Regions from separate parts of the Homo sapiens genome. Here all the other regions are linked to region 1. A link is a contact called in ENCODE Hi-C or POLR2A ChIA-PET data. All regions are on one chromosome and are shown on one strand. Each heading gives the region's core, a stretch centred on a gene start or an enhancer-like site at or near the end of the contact. The rest is flanking DNA. Distances are from core to core; before and after follow the strand shown.

What was found. A loop is a pair of places that touch in the nucleus more often than their neighbours do. ChIA-PET counts read pairs that join two places held with the same protein, here RNA polymerase II (POLR2A). Pooled maps may share reads with other maps.
Region 2: a map of Caco-2 shows a loop between it and region 1 (5-fold over the local background). The contact joins the enhancer-like site here to the promoter of NETO2 in region 1. A Hi-C loop is called at or near these places in 1 of 168 maps with a recorded cell type or tissue (Caco-2), 7 of 37 single-sample maps with no recorded cell type and 5 of 50 pooled maps.
Region 3: a map of naive thymus-derived CD4-positive, alpha-beta T cell shows a loop between it and region 1 (8-fold over the local background). The contact joins the enhancer-like site here to the promoter of NETO2 in region 1. A Hi-C loop is called at or near these places in 2 of 168 maps with a recorded cell type or tissue (MCF 10A and naive thymus-derived CD4-positive, alpha-beta T cell), 2 of 37 single-sample maps with no recorded cell type and 9 of 50 pooled maps. POLR2A ChIA-PET finds 5 or more read pairs at or near these places in 1 of 52 experiments (endothelial cell of umbilical vein).
Region 4: a map of OCI-LY7 shows a loop between it and region 1 (8-fold over the local background). The contact joins the enhancer-like site here to the promoter of NETO2 in region 1. A Hi-C loop is called at or near these places in 2 of 168 maps with a recorded cell type or tissue (B cell and OCI-LY7), 22 of 37 single-sample maps with no recorded cell type and 10 of 50 pooled maps.
Region 5: a loop to region 1 is called in a map of heart left ventricle, with 6 times the contacts of the local background. The contact joins the enhancer-like site here to the promoter of NETO2 in region 1. A Hi-C loop is called at or near these places in 2 of 168 maps with a recorded cell type or tissue (endothelial cell of umbilical vein and heart left ventricle) and 1 of 50 pooled maps.
Region 6: a map of endothelial cell of umbilical vein shows a loop between it and region 1 (9-fold over the local background). The contact joins the promoter of ORC6 here to the promoter of NETO2 in region 1. A Hi-C loop is called at or near these places in 6 of 168 maps with a recorded cell type or tissue (CD4-positive, alpha-beta T cell, CD4-positive, alpha-beta memory T cell, CD8-positive, alpha-beta T cell and 2 more), 15 of 37 single-sample maps with no recorded cell type and 16 of 50 pooled maps. POLR2A ChIA-PET finds 5 or more read pairs at or near these places in 4 of 52 experiments (A673, OCI-LY7, PC-9 and 1 more).
Region 7: a map of GM12878 shows a loop between it and region 1 (2.4-fold over the local background). The contact joins the enhancer-like site here to the promoter of NETO2 in region 1. A Hi-C loop is called at or near these places in 2 of 168 maps with a recorded cell type or tissue (GM12878 and naive thymus-derived CD4-positive, alpha-beta T cell), 7 of 37 single-sample maps with no recorded cell type and 4 of 50 pooled maps. POLR2A ChIA-PET finds 5 or more read pairs at or near these places in 3 of 52 experiments (AG04449, T-cell and activated T-cell).

The regions. Positions count from the first base shown.
Region 1 is chr16:47,142,527-47,145,226 of GRCh38, forward strand. NETO2 (neuropilin and tolloid like 2) reads right to left here and starts at 1,419. Exons shown (of 9, transcript NM_018092.5): 1 at 1,053-1,419. The coding sequence starts at 1,086. ITFG1-AS1 (ITFG1 antisense RNA 1) reads left to right here and starts at 1,542. Exons shown (of 4, transcript NR_110904.1): 1 at 1,542-1,968. RefSeq lists silencers at 400-549, 720-1,559, 1,620-1,949.
Region 2 is chr16:47,522,121-47,524,820 of GRCh38, forward strand. All of the region lies in intron 6 of PHKB (phosphorylase kinase regulatory subunit beta), which reads left to right. Among named protein-coding and RNA genes, the nearest start is that of PHKB, 62 kb to the left of the region's middle. Within about 2 kb of position 1,396, at least 4 of the 41 ENCODE cell types and tissues checked have a DNase peak (open chromatin) inside an H3K27ac peak, as active enhancers do.
Region 3 is chr16:47,567,304-47,570,003 of GRCh38, forward strand. All of the region lies in intron 7 of PHKB (phosphorylase kinase regulatory subunit beta), which reads left to right. Among named protein-coding and RNA genes, the nearest start is that of PHKB, 110 kb to the left of the region's middle. Within about 2 kb of position 1,293, at least 3 of the 41 ENCODE cell types and tissues checked have a DNase peak (open chromatin) inside an H3K27ac peak, as active enhancers do.
Region 4 is chr16:47,492,161-47,494,860 of GRCh38, forward strand. All of the region lies in intron 1 of PHKB (phosphorylase kinase regulatory subunit beta), which reads left to right. Among named protein-coding and RNA genes, the nearest start is that of PHKB, 32 kb to the left of the region's middle. RefSeq lists enhancers at 1-465, 757-826. Within about 2 kb of position 1,376, at least 23 of the 41 ENCODE cell types and tissues checked have a DNase peak (open chromatin) inside an H3K27ac peak, as active enhancers do; they include B cell and OCI-LY7, where a contact is called at or near this core.
Region 5 is chr16:47,643,070-47,645,769 of GRCh38, forward strand. The region is part of intron 16 of PHKB (phosphorylase kinase regulatory subunit beta); the gene reads left to right. Among named protein-coding and RNA genes, the nearest start is that of PHKB, 180 kb to the left of the region's middle. Within about 2 kb of position 1,357, at least 2 of the 41 ENCODE cell types and tissues checked have a DNase peak (open chromatin) inside an H3K27ac peak, as active enhancers do.
Region 6 is chr16:46,688,247-46,690,946 of GRCh38, forward strand. It overlaps ORC6 (origin recognition complex subunit 6), which reads left to right and starts at 1,413. Exons shown (of 7, transcript NM_014321.4): 1 at 1,413-1,524. The coding sequence starts at 1,460. VPS35 (VPS35 retromer complex component) reads right to left here and starts at 932. Exons shown (of 17, transcript NM_018206.6): 1 at 885-932. The coding sequence starts at 887. RefSeq lists enhancers at 403-1,100, 1,101-1,799, 2,037-2,116, 2,167-2,236 and silencers at 637-686, 837-1,076, 1,397-1,696.
Region 7 is chr16:47,598,216-47,600,915 of GRCh38, forward strand. The region is part of intron 13 of PHKB (phosphorylase kinase regulatory subunit beta); the gene reads left to right. It also overlaps the pseudogene NDUFA5P11. Among named protein-coding and RNA genes, the nearest start is that of PHKB, 140 kb to the left of the region's middle. Within about 2 kb of position 1,421, at least 2 of the 41 ENCODE cell types and tissues checked have a DNase peak (open chromatin) inside an H3K27ac peak, as active enhancers do; they include GM12878, where a contact is called at or near this core.

The DNA of each region.
Region 1 (2,700 bases), core at 169-2,668:
TTATACATAACACCGTTAATAATGCCTCAGCCGTACCCTCGAAATTTTTAAAAAAAGAACATGTTACGACATTACAAACACGTCAGCTTTCAATTTAAATCAGCAGGGGGAAAAAGGGAAGTCCTTTACTGAGTGGTGGTGCTGTTTTCCCTCTGGAAATTGAAAAGACGATTTATTCAGTCCGAGTTTCAGGAGCAACTTTGTATCCCAATCCTAATTATCTATGTATATAAATTTTCATCTAAATTACCACCTCCTGGGAAATGCAAAGCCGGTGGAGTAGGTTTTAGAGCTCTGTGCTCTGGACAAGCCAACTGTTTTAATTCCCAGTACAACAAATTAGTAAGAACCGAACACCAGCGGCGGGGAATTCTGAGACCTCTGGCGGAGCGCGAGGAGCGCCGCGTCCCGGGAAGCACCCGAGCAGCAGCGCTCCCCGGGGGCCGGGACAAGCCGGGTCCGCGGCGCCCGCGCGCCGCCCCCGGAGCCCGCAGTGGTGCCGCAGCCTCCGTGGCCGCAGCAGGTGGGACCCGGCTGGCCCAGCAGGCCCCGTTCCCCGCCGCGAGGTGCAGGCGCCGCGGGGCTATTCGAAAACCACTGCACGACGTCACGGCCGCGGCTTTTATTGTTCTCGTGGAATTACTTTTTGCCATCACATCTGGAGAAAGAGCGGCCTCCGCTCCACGACAGGAATCTCACAACTTTGCAAAGGGATGCGCGGAATTCTACGGAAGCGGCGCGAGGGCGCAGCCCGGAGGGCCCTGCTGGGCCCAGGGGCCTCCTGGCCGCCTTCCCGACCCGATCCCTCTTCCCACACGCGCCCCGCGAACGTCGGCCGGACTCGCAGGGGTCGGAAGCGGCGCGCCCGGAGAGCCGGCGGAGCCGGGCAGGGCTCGCGCCCCGCGGTCCGCTCCGAGTAGCCGCGAGCCCCGCCAGACAAAGAGGCGCGTCGGGTCCCGGGCGCGGGTAAGGGACGCAGAGGCGCGGGCAGGGCGGCGCGCCAGCCTCGGCCCGCAGGGGGCGCCGTCCGTGGCCCCAGCCCCGGTCCTTACCTTTGAGGACCGAGCAGAGCCGCTCCAGGGCCATGTTCCCGAGCTGCCCGGCGCTTCGCGAAGGGCTGAGGTAGCGGCGGCGGTGGCTCGGCGCTCACGGCTCGGCGCGGCGGCGACGGCCCCACTCCGTCCCCATCGCCGGCCAGCAGCTGCCTCCCCGCTCCCCTGAGGAGAGCTCAGGTCCTGCGGCCCGCCATGCCCGAGCCCCACAGTGGGCTCCCGCGCGGCCCGAGCACCCCGACGGGCGCCGCCTCCTGCTCCGCGGCGCCCCGTCCCATCGACCGCCCGAGGGCCGAGGAGTGCGGACGCGCGGCGCGGGACCGGCAGGCAGCTCCGCCCGCGGCCCCGGCGCGGGATCCACTGAAGTGGCGGGCGCGGGGCGCCCAGGCTCATTTAAGGAGGGAGCGCGAGCGCCGCGTGCCGGCTGCGCCGCCTGTGCGCATGTGCCCGCCCCGCCCCGCCCCGCGCCGCGCCTCGCGCGCCCGCCGCGGCCTCGCGCCGTGGGACGGCGTCGCTCCCCGCCGGCTGCCGTTAGGGCTGGGAGCCGGCTGGGCGCGGGGGTAGTGAGGGTGCCTCTCGCCGTGGCTGCGCGGCGGCCTCGTCCGAGAGGCCGGCGCCGGGGCAGTGACCGGCCCGTGCCCAGCCGCCGCGCAGGGCGCCCGGGGCAGCTGGCCGAGCCCTCGATGCCTCCCGTCTGACGGAGGCGCCCGGGAAGCGCCGCCCACCTCGGCCCCGCACCCTCGCCGGCCTGCCGGGTCTCCGCCAGCCCTAGCAGACAGAGAGGGGCGCCGGTCCCTAGTCCCCCAGACCTCCATTCAAGGTCAAAACTTTGCCCAGCTCAGCCTTGCTCGACCCTGGGCAGGGAAGCGCGGACATCGGCAGAGGGAGCCCGAGGCTCTCCGTGCCCTTCGCGCCGGTGAGTTCCCGACCCGCGGCGCTGCCGGCGTTTCCCTAGCGCCCGCCAGGTTGACAGGCACTTTAGTACCAACTCCTCAGACTCCCCCTCATGAAGTAGGTTTTAGGGGATTGGAAAGTCGAGGCCAGAGAGGTGAAGCCCTTCGTCCAGAGCCGCGTAGCGAATGAGCGGCAGGGCTGTGCACCTCCCCCGGGGCTGCCCTCCTAGCAGCTAACCACTACGCTGGGCAGCTTCGCCAGCTGATGGGAGTCTCCAGGTCTGCCAACAACTGCCTGGCTGTTGGTGGTATTCATGATCCTGCTTTATTTTCTCCACAGCGGTTATCACACTGATATGACCTTCCTCATTTATTTATTTGTTCATCCTTTATATCTCCCTCACCCTCACACCATTAAAATATCAGCTGCTTGCAGGCAGGCCGACTGCATTCATTTTTTTCACTCCACACATACGTATTGGGTGTTAATTATGTGCAGAAGACAATGATTGGTGCTGGAGATAACAACCGTGATCAAGGCCTTACCATAATAGAATATTTATGCCTGTCTCTGCGTGTAGTAGGAACTCTGTAAACGTTTGTCTAACCAATTGTAGCTAAAGACAATGTCAGGCAACTGAAACATTTTTCAGGTGTTAAGCTCTTCTCTCTCACTTTGTATTCCTTCAAGAAAGGTACAAAAGCATAAATAATTCATGAGATTTACAAAGGAAAAACATACTTAACACCAATTA
Region 2 (2,700 bases), core at 146-2,645, 380 kb after region 1:
CTTCTATTTTTTGAAGGATTGGTATTAATTCTTTAAATGTTTGATAGATTTTATCAGTAAAGCTTGCTGGGTCTGGGATTTTCTTTATGGAAATGTTTTTGATTACCATTTCTCTTCAGATTTTCTATTTCTTCTTCAGTCAGTTTTAGTAGTTTGTGTTTCTCCAGGAATTTGTCTATTTAATCTAGATTATCTAATTTGTTGGCACATATTAGTTCATAGTATCCTATTTAAGTCCTCTTTATTTCTCTAAGATTGATGTTAATGTCCCTTATTTCATCCTTCCTTTAATAGTTTGAGTCTTATCCCTTTTTTTCTTGGTCAGCCTAGCTAAAGGTTTATTGATTTTTGTTAGCCTTTTCAAAAAATCAATTTTTGGTTTTATTTTTAAAATTATTTTTCTCTTCTCCATTTTATTTATTTTTTTTTTAGTCTTTATTATTTTTTTCCTTCTGGTTGGTTTAGGTTCATTTTTCTCTTATTTTTTCTAGTTTCTTGTGCTAAAAGATTAAATTATTGACTTGAGATCATTCTTCTTTTTAAAATACAGGCATTTTCAATTATAAATTTCCCTCTACTTATCTGCATGCCATTAGTTTTGATATTCTGTGGTTTTTTTATTCATTCATCTCAATGTGTTTTTTGATTTCTCTCGTGAGTTTTTCTTTGACCCATTGTTTATTTAGTAGTACAGTTTTTAATTTTCACATATTTGTGAATTTTTAAATTTCTTTCTGTTACTGATTTATAATTTCATTCCATGATGGTGGGAAAACATCCTTGGTATGATCTCTGTACATTATTGAACATGGTTATTCACATTATTGCCTTTTCAAGTCAATTTTTTTTTTTTTTTTTTTTAGTAATTTCTGTCTCTATTGATTTTGTCTATTTGGTGTGACATCTTTCTCAGGAGTTCCTTTTGTTCTTTGTACATGATTTCCTTCAGCCCTTTGAGCATATTTAGAATATTTGATTTAAAGTCTTTGTCTAGTAAGTCCAGTGTTTGGACTTTATCAGGGACAGTGTCTATTAATTTCATTTTTCAGATATACAGACCACAATTTCTTGTTTCTTTGCATGTCTCATCTTTCTTTGTTAAAACTGGACATTTAGAATAATATATTAACTCCAGAAATCAGGTCTCCCTACTTCAAAGTGTGGTGGTGTTGATGTTTATATTTGTGGAGTTGCCTGTTTGTTTAGCATCTTTCCTGAAAATTTTCTGTGAATTATGTATTCTTTGTCATAGGTGGCCATTGAGGTCTTTGCTGAGTTAGCTTACTGGTCAGTTAATGATTGAACAGGAATTTACTTAAATGCTTTGAACGAATCAGTCTCCTAGCCTTTGCAGAGTTTCTCACTGTATGTGTTAGGCATAACTTGAAAGCTCTCATAGGAAGTGCCCAATTCTACTTGAGCTTTCACTTCCTGCTTTTGTAGAGCATCCAGTTCAGCCAGAGGTGTGGGAGTATTAGCTCAGGTCTTTACTTACTATAGGCCCACACCTATGTGTGTGCATAGCTTTCTGACTTTCCAGGAATATGTTGGAGATTTTCAGTGGCCCCCGTGGACACTTCATCCCCCAGGTTTAAGAAGATTTGTTTTAGGCAGCTGCAGTGTTAAATGGTTGCAACTGATTATTTCCTTTATATGCCTAGAAAAAAGGCCATTTGCATCTATGTGAGCTCTGAGGTCATTTAAAGAAAAGCTCTTAATGCCTGTGTTCAAGGAGCTGTCAGACATTCAAATAGTAACAGTTTACTAAGATGGTGATTTGGGGGAGTTCTAAAGCTGTTCTGTTCCTCCTTCATGTTGTTGCTAGTCTGCTGGTTTTTCATGTGTACTATGATTTTGTGGCTGTTGATATATAAACCTACTACAGAGTTGGGGAGAAGGGTTGAGAATAGGGCAATTTCACATACCCCAAAGCTCACTCTACTTAGTGAGGTTTCAGCCATTTTTCTTGATTTAATGCTCGGATCGTTGTATGCTCTTGTTGAATTTCCGGAGTTCTGAAAAAGTTTGATGAGTTTTGTCAATATTCTTACTGCTTGTGTGAACAATTGGATTTCCTGAGGCCTTTCCTCTGCTGTTCCGTGATTTGGATTCCGTTTGTTTTTCAGTAATTATTGTTTATGTAACTTTATATTTGTACCTTCCCCTACTGCCAAAGAAAACCTTTTTATCCTGCAGTTCAGTCATTTTATAAGATCCATTAACCCTGGAGTCCCAGTGTGTTTTTTAACTGCCTTAAAAAAAATACTTTAATATGCTGCATACATTTTGCTACATTTAAACATCTATATACAACACTTTTAATGGCTGTCTGACATTCTGTAACATGTGTCAGAAATATACAACCAGGCTGGGTGGGGTGGCTCACGCCTGTAATCCCAGCACTTTGAGAGGCTGAGGCTGGTGGATCACCTGAGGTCAGGAGTTCGAGACCAGCCTGGCCAACATAGTGAAACCCTGTATCTACTAAAAATACAAAAATTACCTGGGAGTGGTGGTGCGTGCCTTTTTCTTTGCAGTATCTGTGTATTTTGAATCAGTTACTATTGACCACATATTCTCAGCCACCATGGGAATGAAGCTACTAATGATAAGATTAGGGGCTAACGTTAGTATTCATTTGTGTTTGATCTGCTAATAACATTCTTTGAGGATATTTTTTCCAGTTCTGAAATTCCTTCA
Region 3 (2,700 bases), core at 43-2,542, 420 kb after region 1:
TATTGTAAATGGGATTGAGTTATTGATTTGATTCTCAGCTTGTTCGTTATTGATACATAGCAGTGCTATGGATTTGTGTACTTTGATTTTGTAACCTGAGACATTACTGAATTTATAAAATCTGGGAGTCTTTTAGAGGAGTCTTTAGAGTTTTCTAGGTGTAAAATCAGAGATATAAAAAGAGATAGTTTGACTTCCTCTTTTTCAATTTACATGCCCTTTATTTCTGTCTTTTGCCTGATTGCTCTGGCTAGGACTTCCAGTGCTATGTTGAATAGAAGTGATGAAAGCAGGCATTCTTGTCTTGTTCTAGTTCTTAGGCGGAAAGGCTTTCACCTTCTCCCTATTCAATATGATGTTGGCTGTGGATTTGTCTTATTTTGGCTTTTGTAATTTTAAGGTATATTTCTTCTATGCCTAGTTTGTTCAAGGTTTTTATCATGAAGGGATGCTGGATTTTATCGAATGCTTTTTCCGCATCTTTTAAAATAATCGTATGGTTTCTGTTTTTTATTCTGTTTATGTGATGAATCAATTTATTGACTTGCATTTGTTGAACCATCCTTGTATCCCTGGGATGAAGCCCAGTTGATCAGGTTGAATTATCTTTTCAACGCGCTGTTGGATTCAGTTTGCTAGTATTTTATTGAGGCTTTTTGCATCTGTATTTATTAGGAATTTTGGTCTGTATTTCTTTATTGTTGTTGTTATGTCCTTTCCTTGCTTTGGTATCAGGGTGATACCGACTTTGTAGAATGAGTGAGGGAATCCTGCTCTGTCTTTTGGAATAGTTTTACTAGGATTGGTACCAGTTATTTGAAATGTCTGGTAGAATTCAGCTGTGAATATGTCTGATCCTAGTCTTTATCTTGTTGGGAGATGTTTTGTTACTGATTGAATCTCACTCCTTGTTACTGATCAGCTCAAGATTTCTTTATCTTTTTGATTCAAGCTTAGGAGGTTGTGTGTTTCTAGGAATCTATCCATTTCCTGTAGATTTTCTAGCTTGTGCACATAGAAGTGTTCATAGTAGTCTTGCATGATCTTTTGTATTTCTGCAGTATCAGTTATAATGTCTGCATTTTCATTTCTGATTCAGTTTGTTTGAATCTTCTCTCTTCTTTTCTTGATTAGCTAGTGGTCTGTCATTTTTGTTTATGTTTTCAAAGAACCAACCTGTTGTTTCATTGATCTTTTGTATTGTCTTTTGGTTTCAATTTCATTTAGTTCTACTCTGATCTCTCTTGTTTTTCTTCTGCTAGCTTTGGGTTTGGTTTGTTGTTTCTCTGGTTTCTTGAGGTGTGACATTATGTTGCCAGTCTTTGATCTTTCTGTCTTTTTGATGTAGGCATTTAGCATTATAAACTTTTCTCATAGCGCTGCTTTTGCTGTATCCCAGGAATTTGGGTAACTTGTGTCACTGTTATTATTCATTTCAAAATTTTTTAAAATTTCATCTTGATTATATTGTTGACTCAAAAATCATTCAGGAGCATATGGTTTAATTTTCATGTATTTGTGTAGTTTTGAGAGTTCCCCTTAGAATTAATTTCTAGTTTTGTTCTGCTGTAGTCTAAGAAGATACTTGGTATGATTTTGATTTTTTAAATTTATTGCGATTTGTGTTGTGTCCTGTTATATGGTCTATCTTGGAAAATGTTCCATGTGCTGATGAGAATGTATACCCTGCAGTTTTCAGGTAGAATGTTCTGTGAATGTCTGTTAGGTCCATTTGTTTTAGAGTCCAGTTTATGTCCAGTGTTTCTTTGTTGACATTCTACCTCAGTGATCTATGTAGTGCTGTCAATGAAGTGTTGAAGTCTCCTACTATTATTGTCTTGCTGTCTACCTCTCTTCTTAGGTCTAGCAGAATTTGTTTGATGACTATGGGTGCTCCAGTGTTAGCTGCATATGTATTTAGAATTATTATATCTTCTTGTTGAATTGTTCTGTTATAATATAATGACTTTCTTTGTCTTTTTATTTAAAGTCTGTTTTTTCTCATATAAAATAGCTACTCCTGCTCTCTTTTGGTGTCCATTCATGTGTAATATATTTTTTTCCATATCTTTCCTTGACTCTACAAGAATCTTTCTATGGGTTAGGTGGGTCTCTTGAAGGCAGCAGATGTTTGGTCTGTGTTTTTTAAAATCCATTCTGCCAATCTGTATCTTTTAAGTGGGGCATTACACCATTTACATTCGAAAATAGTATTGATATGGAGCTACTCTTGCAGTCATCATATTGATTGTTACCTAGTTGCTTTGTTTTCTTTACTGTGTTATTGTTATAAGCCCTTTCATTTATGTATGTGTCTATATATGTATTTATTTGTTGGGATGGAGTCACTCTGTCACCCAGGCTGGAGTGCAGTGGCATGATCTTGGCTCACTACAAACTCTGCCCTCCCAGGCTTAAGCGATCCTCCTACCTCAGCCTCCCCAGTAGCTGGGACTTACAGGTGCACGCCACCACGCCTGGCTAATTTTTGTATTTTTAGTAAAGACGATGTTTCACCCATGTTGACCAGGCTGGTCTTGAACTTCTGACCTCAAGTGATCCACCTGCCTCGGCCTCCCAAAGTGCTGGTATTACAGGCATGAGCCACCATGCCTGGCCTAGCCCTTTCATTTAGATGTTTAGAACTCCATTGAGCATTTCTTATAGAGCTGGCCTACTGGTGACGGATTCCCTCAGCAT
Region 4 (2,700 bases), core at 126-2,625, 350 kb after region 1:
TAGAACAAAACATTGCCACGTGGTTGCAGGCCTTGCTCCCAAGGATGTAAAACAGAATGGAGGCCTGCCACAAAGTTTGCTATGGAAAGATGGACAAAGTACACTAGATTGGCTACAGATTAAGACCAGCCTCACAAATCCTTTTTCACAATTAAAACTCTACTGAGAATATAAACAGTGATCCTTATCATTCCTAGCCTAGTTAAAATGTCTTCTAAAAGGAAAAAAAAGCTAATTTAAAAGTCAACTGCTGATCTGGTGGAGAAAAGGAAAGAAAAAACCAGTTTAAAATGCCTAAAGAGGAACCTCTTATTTTTATGCAAATGGATGCCTCCATCAGTGAGAAAGACTTCATTACTGTTCAAGGGAGTGGGACCTTCTGGCTGGGGGAGCGGAAGGCTCTATGGATGCATGGCAGGGAGAGCTGCCTGCTGTTGGGCACCCTTGGTTCACGCACCCCAGCCTTGGCAGGGAGGGGAGGGTGGCGGGAGCTGCTGCTCGCCCTTCCGTCACAAAAAAGAAAGGAAAATGCCATGGAGACTGAGGCTGACCTTCTCAACACCTGGGAGTGACAGGGGTTGGGGCATGGTTTCCCCTGCCCTCAGAAGTCTGAGGATGAAAAGGCTTAAAAATGAGATAAAAATAGATTTGGTTTGCATCTCACTCACCCTTTCTTAAGCCCCACGTTGGGTGCTAAACTGTTGTAGGACTTTCTCCTTAGTTCACCTAAAAATGGGGTCCTTGTCACACAACCATGAGAGATTAGGCTTGCAGGCACTTTAAAGGGCAAGAAAAATTTATCGGGCAAAAAGGAAAACAAAGGTAAACAGAGAGTCTCAGCAAAGCCAAAGTCTTGCTAGCTGGCTTCCGCCTCATAGATTGAATCCTAGGTACCACCCTGGAACAGGGGAGATCAGGCTCCTCCCTCTGGCAAACAGTGCGCACTTCCTGAGGCTCCACCCCGTTGCACACTCCTCCCAGTGTGCAGGCCAGTTGGAAGTTCTCTGGGGACCTCTTTATGCTTGCTGTCTCATTCCTGAAATGAGGCCAGTACACCAGGAGCAGGAGGGGGGAAGGGAAGAGCAGTTAGAATAAACAGAAAGAGGAAGAGGAACAATTTCAGCAGCACTTTTCATTTTAAAAGTCACTTTATAAAATTTTACATTTTCCTTTTGCAAAGAAATAACTTTGTCAGAACCTCTTTTAGAAACTTCTAAGTATCATTGAAAATAGCTCTCCTAGTTATTTTATTTTAGAGCTAGCTTTTTAAAATTGAGAGTACAGATAAACTAGTTGAGGTATTTTAAAAGTACACTATTTCGACCGTTGTAATTTGGGGTCGTCTTTAGTTACGTGTGACCAGTTTTCTAAATGTTAGCATGAAGAGGCACCATAAGCATTAAATATAAATCCAGCTGGTGTTTCTAAAGGTGGGTCACCCTTTAAGGACAAAGTCTAGGTTTTAGAGATAGTTGTCCATAATTTTCGTTTTCCTTCCTGAATGACCAGAAACCTAGTGGGACTCATGAGAGCCTTTTATTATTTTGGTCACTCAAGAACATTTTAGATTTATCAATTGAACCAAGCTTCAGAATTTAACTGGTTTTTAAAATTACATGTTTTTCACTTAAGCCTCAAAGATTCACTTCCTCTTTTCAAAGACCAAAGTTTAAACTATAGAAAAGGTTGAAAAACTCCAACTAGTAGTTCAAAATAAAACCTTAACTTCAGAGAAAAATGAAAGTCACAAATCCGAGGTCAACAGATCTCTAGAGAATAACAAATGAAACTCTTGCCTTTTATAGAGCTTCACTTCCAACCTCAACTAGTTAAGAATATGTACAAATTGAATAAAGTCTTAATCCTTAATCAAGCCAGGAGGATTCAGATCCCAACAGGGGCCTTAGCAGAGATTCCTGCTGACTTTGGCAAGGTTGGGTGAAGGAGGACTTATCGTATTGGTACCAAGGTGCTGATTGCTGGTAAAGTGGTGGGGCTCTCTAGAGGTCCACTTCCGATCTCATCTAGGGTACCAAAATGTTAACCTTAAATAACTAGATTCCGAAAATGTGATTCATTATAGAGTATTCAAGCCTAAATCTATGTGGAAGCATAGATAGAAGCTGCCCTGAATATATCTTCTGATTAGCATCAGTTACAGGTGGATTTTAAAGGAAAGAGGCAGCTTCTAAGTTGTGTTTCCAGTAACTTATATTAATATAATAAAAGTTATTGATTAGCTCTATATTGTTCTTTGTATCACAAATTCCAGGAACTGGAAGATAATGGGTAAGGCAGCTAGTCAGGAACAAAAATGCCTGTAAACATGGCCCTTGGGTGTGGGTGCATAGGAAGGAAAGTGTGATTGAAGTCCCTTACTCTTGTCTTCCTGAGCCTGGTAAGTTTTGCATACCTCACCTAGCTCAGTCTGCTCTGAGCTATTTTTCTCCTATCATTGATAAGTTTTATTTTACTTTGTGATGTTTGCGTATAGACATAATGCGAATGGGAAAAGCATGGAAAAGAAAAATTAACATTTTACAATTTCATTTCAATTGGAACATTTAGTAGAATTTTCTGTTATTTTGTAGCTCTTTAATTTGCTTTGGGAATTCATGCTCTATTAATTGCTGTCTCCATTTTTACTGGCATTGATGCTTTCCAGATGTCCTATTTTTGTTTAAAATGTTAACATTGATT
Region 5 (2,700 bases), core at 107-2,606, 500 kb after region 1:
ATTAACCCAAATCTGTTTTTTCTAGTCTAATTAATATTAGCAACTTATTTTAATAGTAGGTGAGTTTATATCCTACCAGACAACATGCAGTCAAGATTTAAAAGGCTAACATGGTGAGCAAATGACTTGAATGTGGTATTCATTCATTCAGCAACAAACACATGCTATATGCAGAGCACTGTGTAGGACACTCATATGAAATGACTTTGTCCCTGTTCTCAGTGACCTCTGGGTTTATTGGTTTGACAGGAAAAAAACAGTGAATTACAGTTCACTTTGATAACTGTTATAATAGATGTTCATACAAAGTGCTTGTGAATCAGAGGCAGTAGAAGGCATTCTGTTACAGAGCAAGTAAAGACTTACAACAGTTCCTGGCTTATTTTACATCTTGTTTTAAAAATGGTGTTAACAAATGACTTGCAATTTTGGTGTAGTGTGGCTGAAAAGACAGACTTGTGAGCAAGAGCCAACCTTCCTGTGCATGTGTTGAGATGGAAGATTGTTTTTTGGTTGTAGCTGTAGCCTCTGTGTTCCTAAGTAGCTGCTCTTTGGATATATACTAAGATATATTGCCTAGTATTCTGCTCCTTATAAGTCTGCCTTTTAAAAGTAAAGGTGTTCCCTCAAATCTTAGCTGATGCACATATTCTTATGCCAGCGGTTGCTCCCTTTCTTCTGAGAAGCCACTCCCTCCTTCAGCCCACTGAAGAGGATGTGAGGGCAGACAGCTGAGAGCAGGGCTTTTACACAGCATGTGGTTAATATTCATGATGTGATGACTGTAGTGTGATTTGCTTCATGGGGATCTGAATACAGAATTCTGCTCTATGTATTTCCGGGTAGTTTCTGCTCTATGTATTTCCGGGTAGTTTGGTCACTACTGTGTCTTTCGGTGCACTAAATGGTATGAATGTGTACAACATGGGGGCAGTGTTATATGCACCCTGGAATGTGGGGAGCACTAAATAAATTGTCACAGACCTGCCATACCATGGTTCAGAAAGTTGAGAATCCTTTTACTGTAATAAAGAGTAGTATTTAAAGGACGCCCACCTAGATCAACACATTTTACCATACATTTATTTCTGAAAATTTGAAACTATTAATATATGAGGGAAAGGGGGCTGCATCTAGTGTTATGTGCTATGGTTTCAGTGCAGCTATGCAAAATAATGCTTACAAAGCACTGTTTCTGGCCAGTTGACTTTGTCTAAAACCACTGCTATTCCAGAATCAATATTCACAGCATGTGTGGCTCAGGAGAACATTCAGTTGCTCCCTCATTCATCTATCAAGTATTTCCTGAGCACCAGCTACATACTAGGCACAGTGCCAACTTGGGCTGCTGTTCTACAGGAATGTACAATTCGAAAGGAGAAAGAGATACAAACCCAACTCTCACATAGATGTGTGCACTATGTCAGTGAACAGAGAGCTCTGGCAACACCACTAATTTTGTATACAATGAAGTTGTTATTTGAAATCGGTCCAAATCACAATCAGTAGATTGTGTAGAGATAGTTGGTTTGATTTTCCATTTAGGAAAATATAGGTTAGATGTATTTCTGTCATTAAATGTAAAAATAAATTGCAGACAGATCAAAAATTGAAAACTTTTAAAATTATTTAAATATAAAAGCACTAGAATAAAAAAATAAGAGAATATGTTTTAGCTGTTGGGAAGGGAAGTCCATTTTTAGAATGATACCAGTGCCAAAAAGCCATTGAGGAAATGATTGACAAATACTGTATAACTAAATATAGCAAACAGCCTGGCATATCAAAGGTGCTTGTGAAATTTTCTAGTAGAAAAATGTTTATATTGAAATACCACATGTTGAAATGAGATTCCACCTACTGTGCAGTCATTCTCACATTTCATAACAACACTGAAGAGGAGCAAACTGGGCAAAGTATTTGATTTAAGGGGCAATACTCTTAATATACCAAGATTTCTTGAAATAAAAAAGAATGCCAAATTCCCCATAGAAAAGGGAACAAATGAAAAAAGTTTGAGTTCATTGTAGATTCTGGATATTAACCCTTTGTCAGATGAGTAGGTTGCGAAAATTTTCTCCCATGTTGTAGGTTGCCTGTTCACTCTGATGGTAGTTTCTTTTGCTGTGCAGAAGCTCTTTAGTTTAATTAGATCCCATTTGTCAATTTTGGCTTTTGTTGCCATTGCTTTTGGTGTTTTGGACATGAAGTCCTTGCCCACGCCTATGTCCTGAATGGTAATGCCTAGGTTTTCTTCTAGGGTTTTTATGGTTTTAGGTCTAACGTTTAAATCTTTAATCCATCTTGAATTGATTTTTGTATAAGGTGTAAGGAAGGGATCCAGTTTCAGCTTTCTACATATGGCTAGCCAGTTTTCCCAGCACCATTTATTAAATAGGGAATCCTTTCCCCATTGCTTGTTTTTCTCAGGTTTGTCAAAGATCAGATAGTTGTAGATATGCGGCATTATTTCTGAGGGCTCTGTTCTGTTCCATTGATCTATATCTCTGTTTTGGTACCAGTACCGTGCTGTTTTGGTTACTGTAGCCTTGTAGTATAGTTTGAAGTCAGGTAGTGTGATGCCTCCAGCTTTGTTCTTTTGGCTTAGGATTGACTTGGCGATGCGGGCTCTTTCAAAAAGTGGGCGAAGGACATGAACAGACACTTCTCAAAAGAAGACATTTATGCAGCCAAAAAACA
Region 6 (2,700 bases), core at 163-2,662, 450 kb before region 1:
ACTCAAAAAATTTATTTACACAGTGCAGGCTATGTTAAACGCTAATAAAATGCAAGTGACAACTTGCCTTTGTGGGAACCAGACACAAAGATTCACATTTTGAGGAAGTTCAAGTTTACCGGCCAACAGCCACACCACGATTTGCTGCCGTCATAGACGGGCCCTAAGGAGAAGTACTGCTTCCAGCAAGTCAAATACTTGGATTTTATCAATGGCGAGACAAAAGAGGCAAGGTGCGCCCAATGCACAAATGCTAAAGTAAACAATCAGTCTCCTTTGCGACCGTCAGGATTAGAAGACAGCCTGAGTCCTTCCAGGAAATTCATGTAAGCAGGTCCCCAGAACTCGCTGACAAACACTGCAGCCGAAGGCGGGTATGAGGCCAAGAAAGGCCAAGGAATCACTGCGACCCCTCCAGGAGGGCGTGGGGACGGCCGAGCACAACTAGGCACAAAGGTAGAAACGCAACATCTGGGCGGGTCCCGGCGCCACCTCCGAGTCTCAGGGCCTCCACGCGCCCCGGGGGCCAGACGCTCAGACCTAGGACTACCGGTCCCCTCGTGGTAGGCAGGTGACCGATTCCACTTAAAGGAGGCCGCAGGCCTTCATGGACCCCAAAGCCTACATGCCAAGTCAACCCCACAGAGAGGCCGCCCCGTCTCTCAGCAACGGCCGCAGCCAAGAGCCGCCGCCCACCCCGGCCCGGATCAGCCTGCCCGCGGCCTTCCTCCTGCTGTCCCCTATCCCGCAGGCCAAATCGGGCTGGTCTTAATCCCGAACGGTCTGTGGGGCCCCTTCTCCACTCGCTGGAGTGCGGGGCGGTGGGAGAGAGCAGGGGCTACAAGGAGGGTCGACCCAGGTGCCACTGCCCCCTCAGCACTCACCATGGCGACTCCCCAGAGCCTGCAGCAAGCAGCACCCGCCCCGCGCGTAGCCTCCCGCGGTCATGTGACGCTGCGGCCCCTCCAAGCCCCGCCCTCTCTAGCCCCGCCCCCGGGCCCTACAGGCGGCTCATTGATTGGCCTACTTCTAGGAACCCGAGTCTCGCGTGCTTATTGGCCCTGTCACTTAACGCTAGATGGACGGACCTGAGCGCCAGCCAATCTCACCACAGCGTGCGAGAGTGGGCGGAGCAGTGCAGGGCAGTGGGGATCGCCCGGCGGCAGGCAGGAGACAACAGGAGGGAAAGGCAGTGTGTGATGAGTTTGTCAAGAAGGAATGGAAGGAGGGGGAGCCGACAAGTCCACGTTCACCGCATCTGCGTTGGCGATTGCGCTATTGATGCGCATGCGCAAAAGGAAGACCCTGATTGGTTTGTGGGACGGTCTCAACGTCCTGTCCTAACCAATCCAGATGCGCCGGGGGTGGGGCCTGGCTCTCACTGGCCGGTGCAGCCTTTGCGCGCGGGTTTCGTTGACCCGCGGCGTTCACGGGAATTGTTCGCTTTAGTGCCGGCGCCATGGGGTCGGAGCTGATCGGGCGCCTAGCCCCGCGCCTGGGCCTCGCCGAGCCCGACATGCTGAGGTGAGTTCGGCCGCGCAAGACCAGGGCTGGGCTTCCGCCTCGCGGCCCTGGGCCCTCAGGTGAGGCCCGCGCCCTTCCCAGGCGACGGGCGGCGGGGGAGTGACGGGGAGCGCTGGGGCCGGGCGGGGTTTAGGGCCTACTTCAAGAAAAACTTCTCGGCCGTGAGCTTGAATGAGATGGCAAGAAGGGCGATAGCAAACGGCGATGGCACACGTCCCTGGGAACAGCCAGCCCTGTCCGTGGGTAGAAAAATGAGCCAGGGAGAACTTTCCGTTCATTCCGCCAACGCCTACTGCAGTCGGGTTTATAGCGGGGAACCCGACAACGAGGCGCAGACCCCGCTGTCTGTAAGGGCGAGGACTGTGTAGACCTTAACCGGGCAATGCTCCTGAGCCACTGGGCTTGGGGTGGAGCGCGGCCTAGCGGCTGCCTTTAACACAAAGAAACAAACAAAACTCGGAAAAGCAGGCGCCGTTCCCGCTGAGGCCGGATTGATGGCAGATGCTAGGCGAGGAAAGATATGGCAAGAGCAGCCCAGGCAGGGGCGACAGCTCCTGTAAAAGCGTTGAGATGGGAAGCGGGATCCGGGGTTCGAAATAAAGCCATTGTAGCTAAAACGTGGAGCAGTCAGGCGAGGGAAGGCAAGGAAAACAGCACTTAAAAGATTTGAAGACAAACCTGCAGGACTCGGTAGTCATTTAGAACAGTGGTTCTCAAAATGTGGTTCCTGGACCAGCAACAGCCATATCATCTTGTCACTTGTTAGAAATACAAATTCTTGGGTCCCACCTCAAGCCTGCTGATCAGTAACTCGGCCTGGGACCCAGTAATTTGCAAGTCCCCAAGGTGATTTTCGCCTACCATCAAGTTTAAGAACTACTGATTTAAAGGAAATAGGAGGAAAGGAGGAACCCTGGTCTAACCTGCCTGTCTCTGATAGTTCGTGCTTGTTCCAGTAATGGAAGGAGGAAAGAAGGGTAATTTTTTTGTCAAAATTTAACTTCCTTTTGCCTGAAAGCATTTGAGCACAGTGATGTTTGGAGTCAGTGCTGGTTCTGTCTTCCTCTCACCAGAGGATATGACCTTCATTCCCAGCCCCAGATAAACGAGCCACAGGAGTTAGGCTTAGTGTGAAGCTAACCAGGCTGTATTCATTGTTTACCAACGTGTTGAGCA
Region 7 (2,700 bases), core at 171-2,670, 460 kb after region 1:
ATATTCACTCATATTATTTACCTCAAACAGTGATCTATAAATTTGTTTAGACTATAATAGTTAAGGACCTTTTCTTCTTCCAGATAACTTGAAAAATTAAATGATGTATTGAACATACTACTAAAGAAACTTTACTTTTTGATTATGGTCTCTGCATTGAAGATCTGTAGGAATTTTTCTTTAATAATTTTCAAATCTTCCCATGACCTCTCTGTTCATAGAAATATCATCTTTGAAATAACCTGTGTGAATACTTTATAAATCAAAAATGGATTCACATGACCATATTACCATAATCACCAATTTTAACACTCTCCTACATATTTTCTATATCACTTTTCTTGATTATAAAATGTCAGTAATATGAACACGCCCTCGATATAGCAGAATATTTAATTACATCAGTTTCCCATCAACACACCAAAGTCACTTAATAATTATATTGGCCATTTCCACTGATCGGCAGGAGGCTCTTCCACTAATGGCGCCCATGGTTTCCACTCCCTCATTTTTCTTGCCAGATTTAGTTCATGTTCAGCCTAAAGAATCACCTCTTCTAATTGACTGCCTTGAAGTTGGTCTTCTAATTTTTTAACATCTGGTTCCGCTTTAACCATAGCCAGCTTCTCATTTGTAATCTGTTCTGTATACTTTCTATATGCTGCATTTTTAGGGATTTCCTCAAGAACGTCAAGAATCTTTGTGTACAATATTCTTAGCCTCTCATGTGGAGTATTGCACACAGCCAATCCCACAAGGCCAGTGGTCTTCTTCAGCACACCCTCCCTGACAGCGCCAACGATTCGATCAACACATGAAATAGTTTTCTTAGAATCAACCCAAGTTGGGAAGGTTATCTCTGGTTAGAATGTTATTTCCGTCTCACTAGCATAATTACAAAGAAGCTTTGTTGTTACAGTTAAGTAAAACATATTTTAGTAGAGTACTAGTTAACTTATGTAAGGATAAGAATTTTAACATTAGAATTATAGGTTTTTATGTTCTATATTTGGAAATTACAAATGAGCATGAGGAATTTTTTTCTGTGATTCTGAGGCTAAAAACTGGCACCTGGGATCTGGGATATGAAATTAAAACCTTCTTTATCCTGCTTTTTGCCATATATCCAGCCTGGGTTTAGTACAACTAGAAAGAATGTTGTTTGAGCAAAGCCTCTAGATAAAATTGACAAGGCTAGTGAATTGAGAAGGTGGAATTGACTACACCCTACATAAGCAAATTGAGCTTTAAAAAAAGAAAAAGATTGACAATAGTATCAGTAAAAAAGCATTGAACTTTCCGTAATAAATGTGTTGAATGTAGACAGGTCTTGAGTGAAGATAGTATTTTCTCATATTAAGACCAGAGTGAACAGAAGTAGTACAGGTCATGCCTCCATTTCTGTTTCATGACCAAAAAGAAGAAGAAATACTGCAGAGCTGCCGTTAAAGAAAGTCAGTTTCTCTTTTCCCTGCTGATCTTCTGAAAAGGCAGTGAGAACATGAAGAAGGTATTTTGCATACTATGAAACCACATACATATCTCCAGCTGAAAAAAAGAAATATTGCATATTCATTAGTAGTCTAGCCTAGCTTTGTTATCTGGTTAACAACCCACTGGTTAAGACAAATAACATCTCAGAAAATTGAATCATTTAGTTGCTCTTAACTGTTGTATACTAGCCCTAAGAACCATCAGACTTCTATGGATTTTCATTAAGATTCCAGATACAAATTTACTTAAAAAGTCTTTATTCATTAAAGGAGCCTCAGCTGGATCTCTGCTTGACAACATTTTGTGGACAGCTAATTGTGGTTACTATTTTTACATGAAAATAATATAACAGTGAATCTTTAAAAATATAGTATATGACTTTCACTAATTCAGGCCAGTTTGTATCTCAGTGAAGTCTAATAATATTTTGCTTTATGTATGCCTAAGTAAATAATTATATAACAAAACTCTGTGACTTCTATTCAATTGTTAAAGAAAAGACACAGTATGCTATTTCCTGAACCAAGGCCTGAACTCCCCACTGTGCTCTTAAAAAATAAGTTAATTATTCACAGTATTTCCTTTTCTCTTATAAAATTTATACTTTTAGAAAATCAATATTTTCTATATAGCTGGTAAATATATTATAAACATGTACACTTTAAACCCCGTAAGACGTATCTTAAGATATATTTGACGTGTCTTAGAATAAAATGGTCATTAGTTATACTTTCAACTGTTATTCAAATTTGAAAGTTTAGAAACCATTCATGTAAGACCAGTCTAAAGAAAGCAGAGTACCTTTTTGAGCTATTTGCAAAAATAAATAACCTTAAAAGTACAGTCATTCATTGCTTAATGGTAGGGCTACATTCTGAGAATTGTGTCATTAGGTGATTTTTAGCCTACGACGTACCTAGCCTATATGATATAGCCTATTGCTCCTAGACTATAAACTTGTAGAACATGTTACTATACTGAGTACTGTGGACAATTGTAACACAATGGTAAGTATCTGTGTACCTAACATATTTAAACATAGAAAATGTTTATACGTGAAGATGTCTATACATGAAGATACAGTATTGTAATCTTATGGGACATCTTTATGCATCATCACATGATTGTATTTATTGCATTAAAAATCACTTGAGGCTGGGTGCAGTGGCTCACGCCTGTGTCCCAGCATTTGGGGAGGCTGAGGCA